Regions from separate parts of the Mus musculus genome. Here region 2 is linked to region 1. A link is a loop called in an ENCODE intact Hi-C map of the cell type or tissue named here. Cell type or tissue: left cerebral cortex. All regions are shown on one strand. Links, peaks and the distances in the headings refer to the core of each region. The heading gives the core; the rest is flanking DNA.

Evidence for each region. Peaks named below come from ENCODE experiments on the same cell type or tissue, not always from the same donor. Only the 100,000 strongest peaks of a DNase experiment are listed, where the experiment ranks them.
Region 2: it touches region 1 in a loop (3.0-fold over the local background); 4 of 42 quality-filtered maps call a loop at or near these places.

Annotation. Positions count from the first base shown.
Region 1 is chr4:35,368,027-35,379,836 of GRCm38, forward strand. No RefSeq gene overlaps it. Among named protein-coding and RNA genes, the nearest start is that of Gm33672, 44 kb to the left of the region's middle. In left cerebral cortex, for the core only: a CTCF peak has its summit at 5,058 (motif pointing right); DNase peaks (open chromatin) are centred at 5,062, 6,601 and 7,989; H3K4me3 peaks cover 188 bases.
Region 2 is chr4:36,945,401-36,957,210 of GRCm38, forward strand. It overlaps Lingo2 (leucine rich repeat and Ig domain containing 2), which reads right to left and starts at 6,344. Exons shown (of 8, transcript NM_001165999.1): 1 at 5,681-6,344. Gm12371 (predicted gene 12371) reads left to right here and starts at 7,566. Exons shown (of 2, transcript NR_151511.1): 1 at 7,566-7,730. In left cerebral cortex, for the core only: CTCF peaks have their summits at 2,792, 5,139 and 7,462; DNase peaks (open chromatin) are centred at 2,137, 2,768, 4,442, 5,159 and 5 more places; H3K4me3 peaks cover 7,262 bases; H3K27ac peaks cover 4,120 bases.

The sequences.
Region 1 (11,810 bases), core at 1,349-9,348:
TCTAGACCAAAGGTTACATCTATTCATAGCTACACACATAGGAAAAAGATCCAATGCCTTCCTGTTTCCATAAACTTTGCAGAGTAGCTAATGTTTAAGTTTACGACCCAAGGAAAACTGTATTTCCCCTGAAATATCTGGCTTGGAGTCTTTGGAAAACGAAGATTTCTCCACTTGATTCTGAAACTTGAACATACAAATAAATGAGGTTGAGATCAGAGGTCAGGAGTTCAGGATTACCCTTGTCACTTAGGAAGTTTGAAACCACCCTTTGCGGTACATGAGACAGTATCTCAGAAACACTGACTACACAGAGGAGAAAAGAAAGAGAAATTAAGGAAGGAAGAATGAATGGGGAGTGTAGCAGGAAGTGACATTTCTGACACATAAGACTGCCATATCCGGGGATCCATCCCATAATCAGCTTCCAAACAGTGACACCATTGCATACACTAGCAAGATTTTGCTGAAAGGACCCAGATGTAGCTGTCTCTTGTGAGACTATGCCTGGGCCTAGCAAACACAGAAGTGGATGCTCACAGTCAGCTATTGGATGGATCACAGGGCCCCCAATGGAGGAGCTAGAGAAAGTAGCCAAGGAGCTAAAGGGATCTGCAACCCTATAGGTGGAACAACATTATGAACTAACCAGTACCCCGGAGCTCTTGACTCTAGCTGCATATGTATCAAAAGATGGCCTAGTCGGCCATCACTGGAAAGAGAGGCCCATTGGACTTGCAAACTTTATATGCCCCAGTACAGGGGAATGCCAGGACCAAAAAGTGGGAGTAGGTGGGTAGGGGAGTGGGGGGGGAGGGTATGGGGGACTTTTGGGATAGCATTGGAAATGTAAATGAGGAAAATACCTAATAAAAATATTTAAAAAAAAATTCACATTTAATATACGTCTTCCAGTCATCCTCAGTGAACCCACACTTGGAGAACTGACCGTAGACTAGAATAGATAAGATTGATAGTATAGATTTAGAGGAATAATCCCATTTTTTGGGTCAGGAAAAAAAAAGTCCAAGAAGGGTTTATGCACTTGTAAATCTCTTTTTCTTTCTTTCTTTTAAATGATTTCCTTTATTTTTGAGACTATATTAGAGTATAATGCGATATTCTAGACCTTTTCTTTTAATGCAATCTGTTGACTGTGAGCAGGGTTACCCATAATTACTGGATCCGTCGTGAGCTCAGATGCAGTTGCTAGGCTGTCATCTTCAAACTTGTGCTCATTTCCCACCTAAACTCTAGTCACAAACGCTGAGGTTGTTCTCGAGAATTCACGGGGCTTCGTGCCATGCCTAAGTGCAGGGCTTGGCTCCAGCACTGTGCAGCCTTCATCTGCATCTTTGTGCCTGTGTCTTATCCTCATATTTTGTTGATTGGATTGATTCTGGGATTTCTGGAACAGGCCAGTCACTCGGAGAACAACAGACTTCCTCCTGGCATGCTGCACAGTTTCTTTCTTTACATTAGGGTCAGCAGCAGAGGTGTGAAGTGGGGTGTTAAGCGTTTGCTAGCCAGCCAATTTTTTCCTATTTTGGTTGAAGACTCAAAGTGTGTTTAGGGAAGTAATTTAATGTAATAAAGTTCTAAAAAATGTATTAAAATTAAAGGACAAATTTTCCCTTGTCGTTTTGTGGCTTTAATCACCTCCTGTGCACCCTCCCTTGAAGAACATCAGAAATCTAAGACTGTTTTCCCGACAGTAAGGTAAAGGAAAGAATCTACAACAAAAGCAATAAACAGAAGACCCTCTTTGTATCTCTCCCACCCTGACCTTCTGTCTCAGTTCCCTTTGCTTGTCTTCAGTGCCAAGGCTGGGCAACACAAGGTCAGAACTTCGTCCTTATTTATCTGTCATTCTAGAAGTGACTGCATGTAGTATCCAATTGTCTCTCCTGATATCTTTAGCCTAAGCCTCTTGTTCCTCCAACTGCATCATCCAACTTCAAGTCCTTAGCGTCTCACATGTAACACATTGCATGAGGCCTTTGGCTATTCTGCTAATCAAAGGCTTGTCTGCCATGGACATTCCATCCAACTCCAATGAACCTAGACCCAGGTCTTCAGATTTCCACCAGATAAGCAAGAAGAGCAAGTAGATGGGACTGTCTGTGGAATCTCCTGGGAAGGCTTGCAAAGAATCAGCACTGAACGCTGTGGGTGAGCTCCAAGCCTGCATGCACTGAATTTCAAAAGCCAGAACTCAGGTGCTAGTTTAGCTCTCTGCCTGAATAGATCACCCAAGTCTCCCAGTCTCTGAACTCTGGAAATAGGAAACACAGTGGCTCTCCACTGGTTTGAATCCGGCTTCTTCTTTATTGCAGGGAATCGTCTCTTCTTTCACTCATTCCTTAAGATTCCTTGTGTGGGTGATGTGCTTGGATTCCATGCTCTTGCTAACCTGAGTAGCTTTCTGCCACCACACTGAGTCCCTGTCTCCTTTTCCTGGTTCCCTTTTGTCTGCTCATGTCTTTTTTGTTGCCTTCATAAGCTCCACATATACTCCCCACCCCCTTGTTTTGTAATTTTTCATTCCCCCATAAGCTCTAGTGTCAGATTGGGTAGGGTGAGATGGAAGGGCTTACTTCTTATGTTAAACTTACAAAGTGCTCTGTCTAAGCTCCACCCTTTCTCTGATGTAACTGTAGAGTTTACTGTTAAAATTAACATATTTTTCTTAACTGGCTATATGCAAATGTCATATATACAGCCGTATTTGCATATATGCATAGAATACAAAAGAATGTGCATAAAAATATGTATGCCCAGAGTACATATCTATATATGTTAGGAATATTCCAAATGGTTAAAAAAAATTGTATACCTAGCAAGGTTTGGTAGCCGACATCTGCAGTCCTGACAGTAGCAGGAAGCTGAGGTGGGAAGTTGGCATGAGTCTGAAGCTGTTCTGGGTTACAGAGTGAGACCCAGTCTAAAGGAAGTTTCCATTTATCTGTCTCATAGATGTGTATACAAAGGAAATATACCAAATTCTGGAAAATACCCATTTGCTGATTTTTTGTTTGTCCTAATCTTCTACTGTAATGTTTTATTTCAAGACCAAGTTTTTCTGGTTATACTGGAACTCTGTTTGTAGACCAGACTGGCCTCAAACCTAGAGATCCACCTGCCCCTGCCTCCGAAGTACAGAGATTGAAGGCATGAGCCACCGTGCCTGACTCTGTACTGCAATTTTAACATTTATTCCTGCCTTGTATGAAAATCAATGATGTAGCCGAAAGCTCACCATATATCAAGACGGTTAGCCTCTCTATAAGGCTGTGGGCCAACATCACCCTTGACTAACACCTTTCGACCTCAGGACATCATTTCTCCTCCCTGAGCTGTTGAGGACAAAGTATTAATCTTTGGATCTTTACAGGTGGAAGTTGTCGGTGACCCCAAAAGCATTGTTGGCAGTTCTTGTTGGCAGATGGGTTTATCTATACTAACTTCAAGGACAGCGTCACCCAGCCATGTTTGTGAGGCCACAGTCACAGTTACATGGGAGGCAGAAGCACGAATACTATGTGAGGCCATGAATTGGAAGCTTGACAGGTAACACAGTGAAACCAGAGGCTGTGGGGCAGAGAATAGGGAGAAAAAAATGAAGAAAATATTGGCGTATAATCTTCAAGAGAGATATGATACTTCAAGCTCTTGAGGACAGAGAGCATCATTTCCATGCTGACACCTGCTGAGTGAGAGGAAGGCAGGACTGGATGAACTTAACCGTAGCTTCTGGAAATGCACTGCCATTTTTCTTCTGGGAAGGGTGTATTATAACTGTCTTCTCTGTAGCCGGTGTCTAGTGTGTTCTTTGCCTGTCATTGATGAAGGTGATGCTATTTATCACCTTGGAGCAGGCCCATGGAGTTATTTCTGAAGGAGCAGCTGATGCTTTGATACTCTTCGCATGTCACTAGGGGACTCATCCCCAAGAGAGCCAACCGAGCACAGTGCTGAAATATCACACGCGTTTGACAGATATAGATCTGAATTCCTAAGTTATCATTTATTGGCTTGTCTCCTTAGGCAAAAGCTTGATCACTGTTTTCTTTGTAAGTGGGGATCACAACCGACTAGCTTATTAATTCAGTAGGATAGCAGATATCCCTAAAGGTGCTTTGCATATGTAAATATTAGCTTTCCCTCCCCGGGAGACTGAGCACCTGTAAACTTTCTCTTGGGGGGGAGGGTGAATTTATGACTTTGGTTTCCTTGGCAACAGCATCAACCAAGTTCATTCAATCATTAAGCCGTTCATCCTGCCACACGCATATCTTCTTTGTGAGGTATTTCCATCATCATGTTGTTATGTGAGCTGTGATGAGGTACGATGATGCAATATCATTTTAAAAGTTTTAAATTTTATTTTGTTTTTAGTTGTGTGTGTGTATGCATGTGCGAACAGGCACTGGAGAGCCTGGGAGAGAACGTCAGGACTTAAATGGAGTGACAGGGGGTACTAGGAACTGAATTCAGACCCTCTGAAAGGGTGGTGTGTCCTCTGTTCTGCTCAGCCATCCATGTAGCTCAGCAGTGTGATATTTTATTATGCATCTTTCCTATAACTTCAGGGAAAGCAGGATTTCTTTTTTCTGTCATAGGTGAAAACCACATAGTGAACCACTGTTTGCTTTTATGAGACACAGAAGCAGACCATATACCATAGTGTCGACTGTGCAAGCAGGCTCCCGATAAGCCAACAGGGACACATGTAAGGGTGAGCTGCAGCAATCACAGGGTCCCGGAGAAGATGTCATTCAGGGATTTACAGGAAACATTTTGTGTTTTCAGGTTTTTTTTTTTTTTTTCTTTTCTATTTTTCCTTCCATATAAAAAAAATGGACCCTGGATAAATAAAACTATTAAACAGGAAAATAAAAGCAAAAAATATTAATGTGGCATAATTTTGACCCTCAGTAGGCATCGGCATTCCACACTGAGCAACACCCTTTAGGTGGTATTGGTTACACACAACCTAGACCAATCCTCAGCCAACGCTGAAGCAAAAATCATGTTGGTAAGTAAGCCAGTAGGTGGCGCTGCTGCTCCACGTGCTACTGCTGAAGACCTTGCGTGCATAAAGAAGTTGCATTTCTAATGGAGAAGTATTTTAATGATGTGGGTGCAAGGGTCTGCTAAAAAGTGTGGCCCCCTTTTGTGTCAGTCAGTCGTAAGCTTCTCTTGGAAAGGGCTTAGTTCATTTGACCTTGGACACCGAGGGCTGAGCTCTACCAAAGAGAATGAAAATCAGAGGGAGATTTGGGGAGACCAGAGCTTTCAATTCTCCCATAGAGAAACAGAGAAATAAGGTTAGTGGTCTGGAGACAGCAAGCAAGAAACAGCACAACTAAAGATATTAGCCCTGGAGAGCCCCGAGGTTAATGCGGATGATAAGAGCCACAGACCCCACTACATACTAATTTGGTTTGTTAACTTATTACATCCTTGAGAGGATATTTTTCCCCCTTTGGTCTAGATGAAGAATTCTCCCGAGCAGCAGAGGTTTTTGTACCAGGAGATTAAGTAGCATAGGAAATTACAGCCCTGCATTTGTGCTGTCTGAGTTAAGGTGGTGTCAGCATTCCTATTTTAGGCCATTATTTTCAAGGATGTGAGCTTGCCTGGGACATACGGATTCAGCCTGAGAGTCACACATGCACACCGAGTGCTCTAAGTGGGCTCGTGCATCACTGTGCCAAACACCCCTGGAGAAGGGACGGGTCATTGGAGTTGGCTTTTATTACTATTACAAAAAGAAAACACACACACACACACACACACACACATATTTAAAAGAAAATCTACCATGGGAACATGCAATGAGGTTATTATTATTAATGCTGCAAGATTTGTAGTGCTCATGCAGGATATCCAAGTTGACAAAATACACTCTTACCAGCTTTTAGCGATTACTTGGGCCAATGGTCTGTGAGCCAAGACCTGAAAGTCATAGGTCTCCGTGGAGCTACAATAGCCCTAAAGGGCATCTGCATAATAAGTACATATTTTCAAAATTGGTTAGCAGACAGAAATCAACACCAACCTGAAGGGCCAGCAACCAAAAATATCTGGCATGTAGAGTATCTCTACCCTCCAAATGTGCTCTCTGCAATCATAAGGGAGGCAGGAAAGAGCCTGAGCGTATGTGGACATTTTTGTATGGTCTAGACTCTCTATGGTCTTTCTGCCATGCATGCAATAGTAATTATTAGAGAGATGAAAGACTGAGTTTTTCACGAGGTGAAGCTTTGTTGACGAGTGCTTAGTACGTGTGTTCAGCCTCAATCGGAGTGAAGCCCATAGCATCTCTACCTCAACTCACTCATCTCTTTCCCCAGGAAGTGATTTCATTCCTTCTCAGTTCCTATTTGTGTTTAACAATGCTTTTCCAGCTCCTCATCTCTACAAAGAGGGGAGCACCTGCCTTTTGGGGTTTGAAAATTACTCAGCTGGGAGCTTAACACACAGAAAGCACCAGGATGCTGGGACGGTCATCTCTTTGACGTTTGTTTCAGAATGGAAAATGAAGCCTTAGCGACAGGACACTGAGCGACTACACCTGCATCGGTCAGGGGAATTGTGCCACAGAAGCGTTACTTTGTTCGGTTTTCTCAGATTCATGAGGTGTGAGAGTGGAGTGCATACATTGATTTTCTAGCCAATAAGCAGACAAAGACCAAGAAAGAAAACAGGCATGGAAAATTGTGTGTCGATACTTAGAGAAACAAGGTGATTGCAGTAATTGAGCGGAACCAAAAGAAGTCACACGTGTAATTATAAGCTCCTCTTAGTGTATCAGTGCTGATCTCCACTTCCGGGTCTTGAAATGGACTGACTGGGAGTCAGTAGACACGAGCCTTCATCTCAGGCAGACAGGGTGTACGTTAGGTAGATTGTGGTACATGCATATGGAGTCTCTTCCAAGGAACAAAAATCAAACTAAAAGTTTTAAGAACAAACACATTTGCAACAATGGTCCAGCCTTCCTCAAGGCCCAGTGGCTTCTTACAGGTGTCATGATACCAAGAGATCCCTTGTGCTTTGTGTCACAAAGATGGACAGAGGAAGCTATCAGTCTGAAAGAAGATAACTTTAGCTTGGGAAAATGAAAGGGAGTGGGCAGAAGAATGGAAAAGTGAGGGCAAGGGTAAAAAGCCAGAGAAAGAATTATAATGCACACACACACACACACACACACACACACACACACACACACACTAGTGCATGCTCCCCCACTCCCCGCTCCATACTCCTCAAGGTTTAGAGTAAGGAATCCCAGGGCCACTGCCTTTGTATGCTTGATGATATCATGAATCTTCCTGCCTCAAAGTTGTTTTCCTTGTGCTGCAAGACTCAAGAGCAGCACCACTGACCAAGGTTGGTTGTGACAGTAAAATTAGACAAAACTGCATATACAAAGCCCTTTGGACACAGACTTGCAGATAATACACGCTTAGAGAATCTAGCTTATTCTCAACCCCTCATTAAGCACTAAGAATGTATGCAGACTAATGCCTCCCAGTTAATTAGCAAGCCAGGCTTACTTCAGACTTTTGTACTTAGAAAGCTTTTATTTTTTATTTTTTTAATAGAAGAAAAACTTTAATTTTATAAAATAGCCTCTAAGAGACCCTAGGATGTTGCTGAGAATTGAGCTCCCAGTTTCATTACAAATAACAACAATAGAAACTGCTGGCCAAGGCAGGGTAATCAATTACAGGTGACTGTCAGGAGTGGTATTTACTGGGAAGCAATCTGGGAAGCATGGCAATATTGAAACACAGTGTGAATTGCATTGTTTCTTAATGCCTCTGCCCTCTGGATACATACAGATGTATACAGATGTGTGGAATACAGGCGTCTTTAAACGACACCATTCTACCTCTCAAGGGATTCCAACTCATCTCTATGAGCTCATCCACATACTATGCAGATTGTTGCTAGGACAATGTGTGTCTTAGGAGTGGGTGAACGCAGGGCTTGGGAGAAGGAGGCAGCTCCTGTTTAATGCACAGGAAACACACTGATGCTAAGCAGAGCTGTGCAAATTAACACCATCTGGGTTAATAAGGCCGATGTTGACAGAGTTTAAAATTGCTTCCTCAATTAAAAAGCCCAAGGAAATCTATATGTTTGGGTCTCAATGAGGACACACCAAATAGTGACAAAGACTCTTTGTTCTGCTAAAAATAAAGAAACCAGGGCTTGACTTCACACATTTTAAAAGAATGGGGATGGTATTGAAATAACCTGAACCAATAGATCTCCACTGGGCATTCGCAGTGGGCTGTTTGTAGAATAGCCAGGCAGCATGATTGCTTCATCTGCAGGCTTAGTCAAGCCTTGGCACTCTCCTTTGCAAGGGGGAAAGGCATATATTCCTTTCCCCCGGGCTCTATGTCTCATAGTCAGTCAATCACTTTCTGCTCCATGATCACTCCTATCATTCCATTTTACAGAGTTGAATGTTGAGGCACAGGAAAATCAAGGTGCACGCTGTCACGGCTACTGAGTGGAAGCTTACAGCAGGATGTGCTTCTGGGCTCACCCCTAGGTAGGGCATGCATGGGCTCACTGGTTTTCCATTGACTAGGAGTTTCTGAAGGGGTTCCATCACGACGGTTGTGTGAGCTGGTGTTTAGCACCCACCACAGGCATTTCACCTCACAAACCTGACTGGGACGAATCTAGTCTTCTCTCTCCTTATTTCTCATACTCTAGTGGAACATCCACTTGATTTTACATAGTTAATTTTTGGAACAAAACAAATATCAATAGTTACCTCTTGAAGAAGCTGTATCTCCCATGATCTTAAAATAGTAACCTGGGATGTTCCTACTCTGCACATGAGGTTGAAGGTCTAGGCCTCCTTGAAGTCATCTTCCCAAGGTGATGCTCACCTGCGAGCATTTTCTGTAGCATCTTCACCATTGGTGACATGTCCTTAGAGGAGGCCTTAGACTCCTGGCCGCTTTGGGAAACCAGCTGTTCACTTCTTTCTCTGCAAAGTGGAAGGACCTCTTTGCTTTCCTCTATGTGACCCTTGGCCCACCTCTGCTTTGTTTAAGTTCTGTCTACTTCTGGGCCAGCAGTTCAGGGGCTGGGGTCGACTCAGGGCTTCGCAGGCTGTGCAGATTCCCAGGAGCTCTGTGAAATTTGACGGGTGTATTCCCACGTGTGTCTGAAAGCAAGACCTAAGACTTAATTCAGATTCTCAGGGAGGCCACCTGCCTCCTGGAGAAGTTCGGCTACACGGCAGTATGAACTTCCGTGGGGTGAGAAGGTCTCCCCTGACGTGCTCTCAGTTCTTTCTGTTGTTGGGAGCCGCGCCCACATTCGCCGTTACAAGATGGCGCTGACAGCTGTGTTCTAAGTGGTAAACAAATAATCTGCGCATGTGCCGAGGGTGGTTCTTCACTCCATGTGCTCTGCCTTCCCCGTGACGTCAACTCGGCCGATGGGCTGCAGCCAATCAGGGAGTGACACGTCCTAGGCGAGGGATAACTCTCCTAAAATAGGGACGGGGTTTCGTTTTCGCTCTCTCTTGCTTCTTACACTCTTGCTCCTGAAGATGTAAGCAATAAAGTTTTGCCGCAGAAGATTCTGGTTTGTTGCGTCTTTCCTGGCCGGTCGTGAGAACGCGTCTAATAACAATTGGTGCCGAATTCCGGGACGAGAAAAAACTCGGGACTGGCGCAGGGAAGATCCCTCATTCCAGAACCAGAACTGCGGGTCGCGGTAATAAAGGTTCCCGTAAAGCAGACTGTTAAGAAGGATTCAACTGTATGAATTCAGAACTTTTCAGCTGGGGAACGAGAGTACCAGTGAGTACAGCTTTACGAGGTAAGTCTGATCTTGAACTTTCTAAGGAAATTCAAGACAGTCTATCAGAAGTAAAGTGGAATATGTTTGGCCTTGAATTTTTTCTAGTGTTAGAAGCCCTTTTGTTCCTTTTCACATGTTATCAAGTGGTTAAGATAGGGCGGATTCTAGATGAAATTCAGGACAATCTATCAGAAGTAAAGCGGGGAGAGAGAGTAGGAGCAAAGAGAAAATATGGTACACAAAATAAGTATACAGGCCTTTCCAAGGGTCTTGAACCCGAGGAAAAGTTTAGGTCAGGTAAGAATACCTGGGGAGAGATTAGAAGGAAGGAAAAGAAAAAAGAAAAGAAAAAAGATCGATTAGCGGAGGTCTCTAGGAGATACTCGTCACTAGATGAGCTCAGGAAGCCAGCTCTTAGTAGCTCTGAAGCAGATGAAGAATTCTCCTCTGAAGAAACAGACTGGGAGGAAGAAGCAGCTCATTATGAGAAAAAAGGGTACCAGCCAGGTAAAGTGCTAGCTAATCAGTTAAGGAAGCCAAAAGCGGCTGGCGAAGGCCAGTTTGCTGATTGGCCTCAGGGCAGTCGGCTTCAAGGTCCGCCCTATGCGGAGCCCCCGCCCTGCGTAGTGCGTCAGCAATGCGCAGAGAGGCAATGCGCAGAGAGATGCGCAGAGAGGCAGTGCGCAGAGAGGCAGTGCGCAGACTCATTCATTCCCAGAGAGGAACAAAGGAAAATACAACAGGCATTTCCAGTCTTTGAAGGAGCCGAGGGTGGGCGTGTCCACGCTCCGGTAGAATACTTACAAATTAAAGAAATTGCCGAGTCGGTCCGTAAATACGGAACCAATGCTAATTTTACCTTGGTGCAGTTAGACAGGCTCGCCGGCATGGCACTAACTCCTGCTGACTGGCAAACGGTTGTAAAAGCCGCTCTCCCTAGTATGGGCAAATATATGGAATGGAGAGCTCTTTGGCATGAAACTGCACAAGCGCAGGCCCGAGCAAACGCAGCTGCTTTGACTCCAGAGCAGAGAGATTGGACTTTTGACTTGTTAACGGGTCAGGGAGCTTATTCTGCTGATCAGACAAACTACCATTGGGGAGCTTATGCCCAGATTTCTTCCACGGCTATTAGGGCCTGGAAGGCGCTCTCTCGAGCAGGTGAAACCACTGGGCAGTTAACAAAGATAATCCAGGGACCTCAGGAATCCTTCTCAGATTTTGTGGCCAGAATGACAGAGGCAGCAGAGCGTATTTTTGGAGAGTCAGAGCAAGCTGCGCCTCTGATAGAACAGCTAATCTATGAGCAAGCCACAAAGGAGTGCCGAGCGGCCATAGCCCCAAGAAAGAACAAAGGCTTAAAAGACTGGCTCAGGGTCTGTCGAGAGCTTGGGGGACCTCTCAGCAATGCAGGTTTAGCGGCTGCCATCCTTCAATCCCAAAACCGCTCCATGGGCAGAAATAATCAGAGGACATGTTTTAACTGCGGAAAGCCTGGGCATTTTAAGAAAGATTGCAGAGCTCCAGATAAACAGGGAGGGACTCTCACTCTTTGCTCTAAGTGTGGCAAGGGTTATCATAGAGCTGACCAGTGTCGCTCTGTGAGGGATATAAAGGGCAGAATTCTTCCCCCACCTGATAGTCAATCAACTGATGTGCCAAAAAACGGGTCATCGGGCCCTCGGTCCCAGGGCCCTCAAAGATATGGGAACCGGTTTGTCAGGACCCAGGAAGCAGTCAGAGAGGCGATCCAGGAAGACCCACAAGGGTGGACCTGCGTGCCGCCTCCGACTTCCTATTAATGCCTCAAATGAGTATTCAGCCGGTGCCAGTGGAGCCTATACCATCCTTGCCCCCGGGAACCATGGGCCTTATTCTCGGCCGGGGTTCACTCACCTTGCAGGGCTTAGTAGTCCACCCTGGAGTTATGGATTGTCAACATTCCCCTGAAATACAGGTCCTGT
Region 2 (11,810 bases), core at 1,768-9,767, 1.6 Mb after region 1:
ATACCTACAAATAAGTGCATCTCTAAACCCTCTTCAGAGAAATTGCTCTGTGAAGAAGATGGTGATTACCATAAAAAGTCATAACTTCTTAACATGAAAATAATAAGAGACCAGAGTATTCAACTATAAATTGGACATCTATATAACACCCTTCTCTCCAACTTCCAAAGAACTCAGCAGTCATCTTAGAAGAGTATACAGAAAGAAAGAGAACAGTGAAAGGGAATAGATGCCAAGGCAAACCCCCATTTTTTATTCATGGGCAAGGATCATTGCCATATGACTTCATAAAGGTTGACACTGCTTGCTTAAGACCTGCCATAAATCAAGCATCCTAAAATCATAGGATGAATTGAAGTGTGTCTTATGAAGTCTTACTCCTACTGAGGAGCTATTGACAATCGATGGTTTTCAGTTTTCATTCAGACATGTGGTACTTGAGAGACTAGTTTTGTTCCAGGACATAGTAGCACACACATGTACATACAGGCCGCATTAAATGGACTCGGTGCATTAAACCAAACTGACAAGGAGCATGTGAATTTAAGAGGAGAAAAGGAGGCTGTTAGATGTGAAATTAAAGAGAACAGAATGGGGGTAGATTTGACCCAATTACATATTTGAAATTCTCAAACAATAAAAGAATCACAAATACCATTATCTTTCAGATATAAAATAGAAAACATTATCATCACTTACTGTTTACATATTAATTTATATAATTAAAAACAACTGAGACTAAACATGATTATGTACAGAGAAAATGTATAAAATGAACTATATGTGATGTGATCTATAATCATAAGCAAGTTCTAGTCATTATATGTCTTCAAATTAACCAATTTCCCAATATCTTTCTCCTCACTGTACACATATTCATGTGTCTGGGTATTGTGATACACACACATACACACACATACACACACACACACACAAGGGTGTGTATATGTATATGGTTCAAGTTTAGAAAAAAAGTATTAGGATAGTAAAGGCACCTCCCTTTGAACAATGAAGCCCTCTATTTCAAAATCAACATTTCCCAAAAGGCACTGTTGCTGCCTCCCAGGGTACACCAGGAGCAATACACTTATTATGCTTATTATTTCCTCTCATGCTGGCTACTAGATAGATACCTTGATGCTAACCATAGTTACATTATATTAAAATGAAACTGTATGAAGACACAAAATCCTTTTATGCAGTCCAATTTAGAATCCATTTTACACTTTTACTCTGTAGTGCCATGTCTAGAATCTGGGATGTGATAGGAATTGTAAATTTCTGCATATATTTCTGCTATGCTGGAATTTGGTTATTAATTTTGTAATGATGATAATTCTCTCTTTATAGATAGATTGATATTACATTCTATTATCGGAACCAAAATGCAATTTGTTTTCTAGCCAGGATTCTTAGGCTTGCATTTAGCCTTACTCATTTTATAATGAAAGTAAATTCATATTGACAGTGAATCCAAAGCTCAAAAGAAGGAAATGATATCTGACTTACAAGTAATACAGCTAGGCTGTGCTTAATATTAGCCAGTAAATGCACCTAAAAACACAGCAAATTACATTCCAGTTACAAATCATAGTGGTCTTCATAATTTTTCAAGGGACTTTATAATTATTTCAAGTTTCAGAATTTTATTACAATGCAAAAATTATCAATATCTACTAGTTTCTTGCTAACTAACTTAATGAAATAAAGACTTAGCTCTATGATTACTGACACTAAAATCACTAAAATGAAATAGGTCAGAGGGGATATCAGATTTTCTACTGCCAATACTACTGTAAGAACTAAAATGTTACATGAGGCTTGAGTTTAGAATTATAGATTAAGCTACAGAGCAGATGCCTACAAGGTAAATACTTTAAAACTGTTGTTCATGGATATTGAGTAACTTACCTGACTTTAATGGAAGATACACACACACACACACACACACACACACACACACACACACGTGTGTGTGTATATATTTGAGAAACTTTAATTCCATCTAAGCATATGTATATACATGCTTGGATGGAATTAAAGTTTCCCAAATGTTGTTTGGAACAGATGCACTCACTGCCAACTGCCAATAGCAATCTGCTCAGGATGAACAGGGCACATTTAGAAACACTGGCCACTACAATGTATCTAAGTCACTGGAAATAGAAACACAGAAGCTCCACATCAGCCCATTCATGCCCATTGACTATTCATCCTTCTTTGCTTCCCAGAAGCAACAGCAAGGGAGTTGATGCCAGATGAAAAAGGCATCTAAATGGCTACCACCTATTTAAAAATGAATTAAGATCTACTAACTGTAAAATAGCTAGCATCTGTGTTGTTTTTTAAGAAAATAATCTTATATATAAACTATAAAATCTTGAGATTACGAGGGTGAGTTCAGTGGGAAAGGCAAGCTGAGACCTAGGACGTAACTGTCTTTGCTGCTCTACTTTTATTTCCTTAAGAAACATCTTTTACAAATTCCATTTTTTTTCTTTTAGGATATATATTGTTTTATGTTTAAACAGAATTTGAAGTTCATAATGCTGAAGTAACCCCTAAGTCATAAAAGGATGTGACTAGGTGATGTATCATCTCACCACTATATAAGCAAGTTAGATTGGGGACTTTAAAATGAGGCGAATGTTCATATAACATCAGAAAATTGATTGTCCTTCCTATCTAACATTCTGCCTTCTGGATAAAACCAACCAGATTGGAGAATCAGTAACTGACAAGCCTGTCTGCGTCCAGTGACTGCCTCTCCCTGTACTGCAGGAAAACATTTCCACCTATTGTCCTTTCCCAGAATATCTGGAGAGCAAATGAAATCAACCATAATGACTACCAGAGCCAAATAATAATCAGTTTTTAATTGAAGCATCAAGCCAATTAATTTGTGACAACGTCCTATCAGTTCTTATTCCACTCGTGAAGTTTCATAGGACGCAGGCCATTTTCAGCTCCAGAGCATTCCTGGAAGTATTTAGTATTTGGACTTTTCTAAAATCCCCTTTACTAGGGAGAAAATATTTTAGAGATGGTGTCTCAAGATTTAATTTGAGATCGCAAAATAGAATCACTTGTTTGATTGAATCAAATTTTATTTAAATTGAGGCATTTTAAACCTCAAACATATTTCTTATAATTAAAAAAAAATCTTTTGCTTTTTGTTGTTTTTCAGAAACCTAATGGAACTCAAAATTTTAATTTACTTTGTTTATTAATACAAATACATGCTTTGTGGCTGCCTGTGTGGATAACTACATAGACTAGTAAAGATATTGTTATGCTCATAAAATTTCCAAGGTAATATATTTTAAGAACTAACTTTTTTTTTCTTTTTCTGGGGACCATTTATTCTTGCTTCCCCTGAAACACTTTACATAAATGTTGCCCAGATGATAGTGTGTAACAAACACTCAGTAATAAAAAGCATCGATATATTTTCTAGCTTCCATTGACATTAAATTACAAGTGTTATATAAAAATTAAGTTCCATATTTAGATTAATCAATAGGCAAATAATGGATGCTTTCCACATGAATGATCACTAAACCACTTCATCAATAGGAAATTGCCTCACTTAAGAACTTTAAGGTGAAAATACCTGGCATTATCCCAATACATATATGCTGGCTTTCAGCAAGAAGAGCTTCAGTATTGTCTGCCTTGCATTCAGCTGTATTGAAAATAAAATACACTAATAAAGATGTTGAGAGCACCCTGAGAAAGAGCTCTATTTTAAATGTTAACCGTTGCTTCTTAGTTCTGATTTTTTTTTCACTTTTATCTTGTGGCCCAGTATCTTTATCTGGGTCTTGGCTTGTATTCGTTATTCCTAGAATACAATGATCCATCTTTCCCCCTATCCTTTGAGTACTATTTCATAAGAGGGTTAATATCTCAAGAGCTGTAAAGACCACCCTTAGTACACTCTAAAATTTCATTAGAGTCGAAAATGACCACACGTGATAAGCACAAACTTCACAAGGCACCCTGGAAAATGTATTTTCAGCTCTCTGACAGGGATAGGATATTCTCACCAAGTATGCACAACATCTTAAATATATATTTACGTTTTTTTGTGGCTTATACACTACAGTTAAATATACCCATTGTCCACCACGGCTAAGTGAGTACTTATCAGAGAGATCTGTGGTTTTGAAAATACTAGAAAATGTCAAAGGCACTGTGAAATGTGAAGAATCTTGCTTCCACAAATAATCTGAACTCAAGGCCCTTTCCCAACAACCTGCCCCCACCTTCTCCACTGCCTTAACTTCACCATTCTTCCACCCCTCCATGTTCTGGGCATGAATCCCTACTCATCCTTTACCCTACTCTCTAAGTCTTACAACAGCTTTCCTCTGTTCTCAGAGAAGGTCCCTTGGGCTAGGAGCTCAGTCAAAGGCTGAATGGGCGACTTCCCAAGCAGGTGACAAGGAAAGGGGAGGGAGAGCAGAGGGTGTGGTACTCCCTTTTCTTCACCACACCCCAACCCTGGGATTTTGCACTCTGGTCCATCTCAGCTCAGAGGGGACCTAGCAGGTCGCCTTGCTGAGCTCCAAGCAATTAGTGATGGCCAGCCACTGGGCACTCTCTGGCAACAAAATTATATTAAGTAGGAAACATTTTTTTAAAATAGACACAAAACTTGCCTTTAAAGGAAGCAAGTGTCCAGAGTAGCAGGCAAAACCAAGGATTAGTTCATATGATCCCCAGAAAGCCACAGAGAAAACGGAAAGGCTCCTTAGAAAGGGACCTCACAGATTACCTCCCACCCTTCCCTTGTTGCCCTTTGAGACCTGAGAAGACCTTGGGTTGGGTTGGAAGGGGAGAGAGAGGCTTTACCTCCTGGGGATGCCCTCAGGGCGCTGACTATGGTTGCATCCCCGAAGTGGCTCTGGCTCCCCGCACCGCTTTCCAGAGCACAGCCTGGGTTCCGACTCGCCTCCCGAAGACGGGGCGCCCAGCTGGGTGGTGCGCCGGGACTCGGGCTCACGTCTCCCGCCCAGGCTGGGTTGGACCCCCTATGCCGCGCCGCCTCAGCCACCAGGCTCGCTCGTCGAGCAACCACTCCACCGCCCGGCGCCCCCACACCCACCGGCTCCGCCGCGCCCGCTGGGAGCCTCTAGCGGAGGCCAAGCGAACCGCAGTTTACCCGCGGAGCTTGTGCTCCGACGCCGGCTGCTGCAAGGGCAGACCCGGCCGCCCTGTGCACTTCCCGAGCTCTGCATCCCGCCAGCCTGCTCCATCCTCACCTGCCACTCAATTCTTGACAAGACCCGGGCCCACTGCTCCCTATCGCAAGGATGGGATAGGTGTGAGGAGCTAGAGAAACACCTTACCAGAACAGAAAATCAAAACAAAACAAGAGCCAAGCCCAGATGTAAATCAGCCTGGACAGAAGATCCAGTTCCAGATGCAGTTCCCAGTAGGTATCCAGAAGTGTGCAGAAAGGACACTCCCTTTTGCCGACCGGTTCTCAACCATCTGCACCGGCTGGTCTGGCTGGTCTTCCACTTACCAGCCGGGAGCCATTCACACGGGTTGTGCAGCTGCGTGACAACAGCCCAGGGGGTTCCATGTAACTTACCTTACCCCCGCCGCATCCCAGCATCTATTTTAAGTTATTCTCTCAGGAGATTCAAGCGGCTGGGTTGCGGTCTCTTACCTTGACATGTTGTTCATGCCCCTTCGTGTCCTTAAAATCCAAAGCCAAGGAGGATGAAGCTCACAGGAGTCTCCGGGCTTCTTTAGGCGTCCTCCTGCCTCAGCTCTGTCAGCTTTTCCTTTCAAAGGGGTCAGGAAGGGAATGTCGGTTCTAAAGCCCTGACAGTCTAGGTGTCTCCAAACCCTCACGCCTGTGGCGACTGATACAGGGACAACCTTGGATGGCCGTGGAAACCTTCCCTGTCCCTGCTCAGGCAACTTGGCTGCGGATCCAGTTTTCTTCCGTGACCCCACAGATGCGTCGGATAGCCAAGCTGGGTACGCCGTCAGGAGCCGGGGCTCCTCTCTGATTCTCGCCACCGCACCCCTCCCCCTGCTCCCGCCAAGTGGGAAGAAAACCTGCGCTCAGGCAGGTTCGGTGCAGAGCAGGTGCTGGCAGCAGAGCCACGCCGAGGATCGCGCTCCACCACCAAGGCGTCTTGGCTACAGCCCTTGCGCCCAAGCGTCTGCGCCAAGGAAACTTTGAGCGGAGGCCGGAAAGCCAAGGGATGGGTGGTGGAAGGCCCTGTGAGGTGGCTGAGGAGCTGGGAAGGAGAGACACCGGGCGGGCGGCGGGCTGCTGGGTCCCGGCGGCCACACTCAGCGCGCGGACTGCGCGCACACACGCCCGGCTTACACGCACCGCTCACACGCACACTCCCGCGCGCGCGCACCAACACGCACGCCCAGCCTCGCGATCGCGGCCCCAGGCCACAGGCGAGAGCCAGAAGAAAGCCTTCACCGGGGGTTCCCAGAATGGGTAGGCTGGCGACATCGTCCCTCCTCTACAGTTAAAGGAGTACTTTAGTCCGATTTGTCACCTCCCATCTCCCCGCCCTGTCTCGAGTCTCCACTTCTGGCTGTTTCCTGTGGTCAGCTCTTCTCCAGGTACCCTGAACGTGGAGAGAGCAGGACTTCAGACACTTTCCCATCACCACCCTTCCGGGGCACCAGAGCCCTTCTTCGGTGGAGTGTCTGCTACACCTTCCTAAGGAGAAAGGGGCTCCTTGACATCCTTTAAACCGAAGAGCCTGGGCATCATTTCTTGAACAGAATCTTGCGACATCCCCTTGTGCTCATTCCCGGTGTAACTTTGTCTCAAAGAGCTCCTGAAGTTCACTTACATGCTCTTGCAAAGAACTGCTCAGGGACTTGTGTTAGGCAGCTTTTGGATCAGGACTCATTTCAGGTTTTCTGCTTTTATTAAAAACTGGATGGTAGCAAGCGAAAGACTCAGCGGGAGAAAGGTGTGGGGATGGGGCAGCATGGAGATTCAGCCCATTTAGTTTCCCTTTCCAAAATTTTGGCAAGAGGTTGTGGAATATGTCTCCTGGTAGCTCCTACTGCACTTACTCAGTACTTAAGGCAGGGATGCCTGGTTACTGCACAAATGGGCCCGCTAAACCACAATGTGAAGAAATCAGAGATCCGCCAGAAGTCCCTGCAAAGAATCCACCCTCTGGAAGTTTGTCTTGCTTGGACTGGAGAGCAGGAAATCATTCCGGAAAAAAACGGAAACTTTTGCTACGATGGTTTCTTGATTGTTTTATTTTGTTCCTTTATTTGGAACCCTGATTTTTCTTTATATGCCGCGCTCGAGTTCACCAAAGCTTTGCTGCAATTATTCTGTTTCCCAAGTACTGGAAAGGCTGGGAGGCTGCAGGTTTCTCTTTCAATGTCTTTCCGAAATCTCTGTGGATAGAGACAGAAAACGAAAAGTGATACTGCATAGAGATGGCGCTAGGACCCTTTGCAGGAGGGACGTGCGCCACTCCCCCGCTGTTTCTACAAGAGCTTATTCTCTCAAGATCCAGGGTATTTTGAGTGGTCCTTTCCCAGTTGAGTTAGAAGCTGGCTGGCTGAGAATAAGAAAATACAGTATGTGAGCACTTGGAGGAGAAACTGTAGGTTGCAATAGTGGAAGGGAGGAGGATTTTGAGCAAAAGAAGAAACTTGTGTTGTTAGGAGCTGCGACCACGCTATTCATTGCCTGAGTAGCCAAGCATGTTAAGGTAAGGATGAAGTAACAACCATGCAGTATGCAGGGTCCGGTCGAGTGTCATTCTGAAAGCATGAGTGCAGTCTGAGTTTCTTGAGTGAGTCAGCGTGTTGAATCCTGTGTGAGACAACCAGGCAGAATCACTTCCTTACATTCTTCCTGAGTTTGGGGATGATGCGGAAACTGCCCCTTGGAAGGAATGAACCACAAGCTATTTGCTCTGCTGCTAAAGGAACAGCACCAACAGAGTCTGCATGTTTGAGTTCAGTGTTGACTTTCCTTGTGCAGTGAAGGGAAGAGCTAGAAGCTAACCCACCCAAGGAGGGAGTCTAGGTGAAGAAAGAGAGAAATCTGGAGCAATGCTAAGCAGTTGAAAATAAGAATACAACTGATTTCGGTTTGATATGCTAGGGTGTGTTTTGGGCACCTGCATTTCCAACAGTGTTTTAAGTGGGGAATGTTAAGCTGGTTTTGAACTTGGTGTTATCTATGAATTGTGTTCTGGTCATAGGTTTGGGACTTTTCTGAACTGTAATTGTTTTCTTTCTTTAATAAGTGACTGTTGTGGTTACTGAATTGGGGCTACGGGTTATAATGAACAGTTTTACGTAAGGCAATCCTTTCATTGTATAGCTCTTTCAATTAACAAAACTGGACGTGCATTGCAAAGATCAAATGATTCCTTTGTTGAGCATACAGCTCTTCAGAAAGGTTCTGGACTGAGGAGATCTTCCTGGCTACTGTTGACATGAAAGCTGTTACTAATGCCTCTTTTAAAAAGTAAAGTAGGTCATTTTCATGCATGCTAAGTGGATTGTTCCAAGGGTGCCACATAGTGCCCGCCCAAGACTCCAAGGAGAGGAGTATTTTTACTTGAGTTTGGGATTACAGGATGTGTGAGGAGCATCGATAATCACAGAGTAGAGTATTCTTGACAGGCAGTTAAGCACCTGCAGCCACTTGAAAAACTTGCATCTTTACTGCCTACCTGCAATAAACAGTCATTCATTCACCCCTCCCGTGAAAATAAAAGTTCTGCAATATGCTGGGTTGTTGAAAAACTAAGCACACCTGTTATTCTTTATGCAAAATGAAAGGAAATAAAAGCCACACCTTTTCTCTTCCCCATCAACTTTCACATTTCACTTTAATGGGAGAACAAACAAAGCCAATTTCTGGTTTAGAAGAGTTATACCATTTCTTCTATACTATTTTAAATATCTAAATATCTTTCTGCAGAATTGAGGAAAAGGGTTGAAACTTGAAAGCACCATCAGATCCTATAGACTCCAATGCCAGATTATAGCAACAGCATCCTTCCGGTGTGTGTGTGTTTCTTCACATTCTTTGAAAAGGGGAAATAGTGTTCTGCATAGATGGTGTGTCTGTTTCAATGTAGCCTGACTTGGAATTTTCATTCTTCAAGATTACTCTAGTGTTTAACTCCCCAGGAGCAAAACAGCTATCCAATTAAGATATGGCTTTGTTACATATTAAAAATGTTCCTTTATTAATATTTCCTACACCATGGTGTACAAGGAGAGCAAGGATGGTGGACTGTGTGTTATGATTTGGTTTCCTTGACACCTAGTAAAGAATTCCATGGAGAACAAACCTGGAGATAATGGAGTGACAAGTAACTGTTTTGCCATGTGATTTGTGTACATCAATTTAGTGATGCTCTGTGTTCTCAGATGACAGGAAAACTGATGCTTATGCAAATTTGTCAGAGGTAATGAAACTATTTTGTCATAAATAAGTACGCATGGAACCTATGCCCACTCTATTATGAAGTCTTTACTTTTAACTGTCTTGCTCATTTCTATCATTCAGGAACAAACATTTGTGGTTATTCAGAGTTAAAGGGGACCATTTTATTATATTTAAATTTAGACTATGGTGCTACAGGCAAAAGATGAATGCAGAATTAAATGGTATGATAATTTACAATAAGTTTCATTTTATGCAATTTTCTTGGTTCCTACTTGTCTTATAGGAATACTGAAAGAGGGGTGGGTGGGTATGGGGGACTTTTGGTATAGCATTGGAAATGTAAATGAGCTAAATACCTAATTAAAAATGGAAAAAAAAGAAAAAAAAGAAATACTGAAAGAGTTAACTTTTTCCTATTCCAGTTTAAAACATGACCATCATTTCTTGCCATTATTCCCCTCAGAATATGAAATGCTAAGGTGTCAACTGAAGAGATTAGGGCTCAGGTTACAATGTCTTTATCGTTATTCGTAACTTTTCATTGTTTATTTTCATCTTGTTATCCATGTGTAAAAATGTAGAATGGAATTCTATTTTGCATTTTCAGTATGTAAATAAATTATAAAAATGTGGCTATTATGATGATTCAGTGGTTAACTAAAGCCTCACAGAATTTGAGGCCCTCTTCTGGTATCCATGCATACCTGAAATCACTTGCTGATACACATGTACGTGCACACACACACAGAGAGACACACTTAAAATCAACAAATAATAAACCTTTTTTGATAGAAAATTCTAGAAATGTACTATTTGGTGTATATAGTTGAAAGCATTGTATTGTACCCTGACATTTTTATTGATGAAAAATCATTCTGTGCCCTGAAATTTTTACTGGAGATCAATCTCATGTAAAGTACTACTACCAAAGTATTTAAATGATAAAGTTTCAAAGATTAAAAGCACATATGGCATTGAATTTAAACTGACATGTCAACATTCCACAAAAAAATATAGTTGTCATTTTCAGTAGCACATATTGTGAACTATTCTTTAAACATGTATTGCCATAGGAACATTGCATTTCATTATATTTACACTACGGTGCTACAGGGAAAAGATGAAGATGTTGAGATATTTATTAATGACTCTGTAAAATATTTAGGTGAAAATAGACAGATGCAGAAAGGTGTTTTCTTCAAATCAAAATAAAACCTGTTGTGGCTGTAAAATAAGAGGACAAACAGTATGGAGGTGAGATGTTTCCTTAATTTGGGTATCTGTGGATGTTTTACCATATATATAAGTATGAGATAAATGCAAGATGTCCTACAGATATCTGTCTGTCTGTCTGACTATGTGTTACTATATATGTAAAACATCTTGTATTTATCTCACCTTCTTTCTTTAAGAAGATCTTGCATTTATTCCATTGTTTATAACCAAGGAAGTAGAATAATGACTGGAAGCTTTTCATTGTGGCTTATAATATATTTTCCTATTTATTCTTTTACTATACAATGTAATTTTGGGAGAAGTGAGGGAAATACTCAGGCTTGGGATACTATAACAAAATTTTATCCTTTAGGTTCCCATCAGAAAATTATTTCTCACAATTCTAAAAGCTAGACATCTAAGACCAGTGTTCTAGTTTTATGGCTGGTAAAGCTGTCTCTTTGACTTAAAAACAGTACTTCTGAAAGTGTGTCCCTGAACGCTCTTCCTTCAGTGTGTTTAAACAGAGTTCTTTATTCCTCCTAAGAGAGCCAATTGCATCATGGGATCTAACCCTCTTTACTTCCCAAAGGCTTCATTTCCAAGTACGGTGATATTAGAGACTAGGTTTTCAATGTGCTTGTTTATGGAGGGCACACTTCACCATCTCAGAGAAAGGAACATTCGGTCCTTAGCATCAGGCAAGACTCACCCTTGTTAGACCTTCTCTGAGCAGAGACTGATCATGTTCACTGAGAGGAAGAGCTCTGTCACTGCAGTACCTTTATCAGGATAGCTCTGGTTTAGGATTATGATAGTGAATGGCTTCTTGGGGAATGGCAGCATATTATTAATGTCTACCTCTGGGTTATCAAATGAAGATGTGTTCACTCTGTGGCGTATGCATTGCATACATTACTTAGAGATGTATTGTAGGCCACAACAACGAAAAAGAGTTTGTTCTTAGGCTCTTGTCTATATCCTTGAACTTATTCAGTTTAGATTTGATGCTGCCTATGGTGTCCTGATGAATTTAAGTCTCATTTGAACATTTCAGTCTTGCAGAAAATCTCAGCATTTGTTGATTTCATTCATATAATAGCTACCCATTACTGAACACTTTCACATCTTGAAAATTGAAAAAAAAAAGAAAAACAAACAGGGT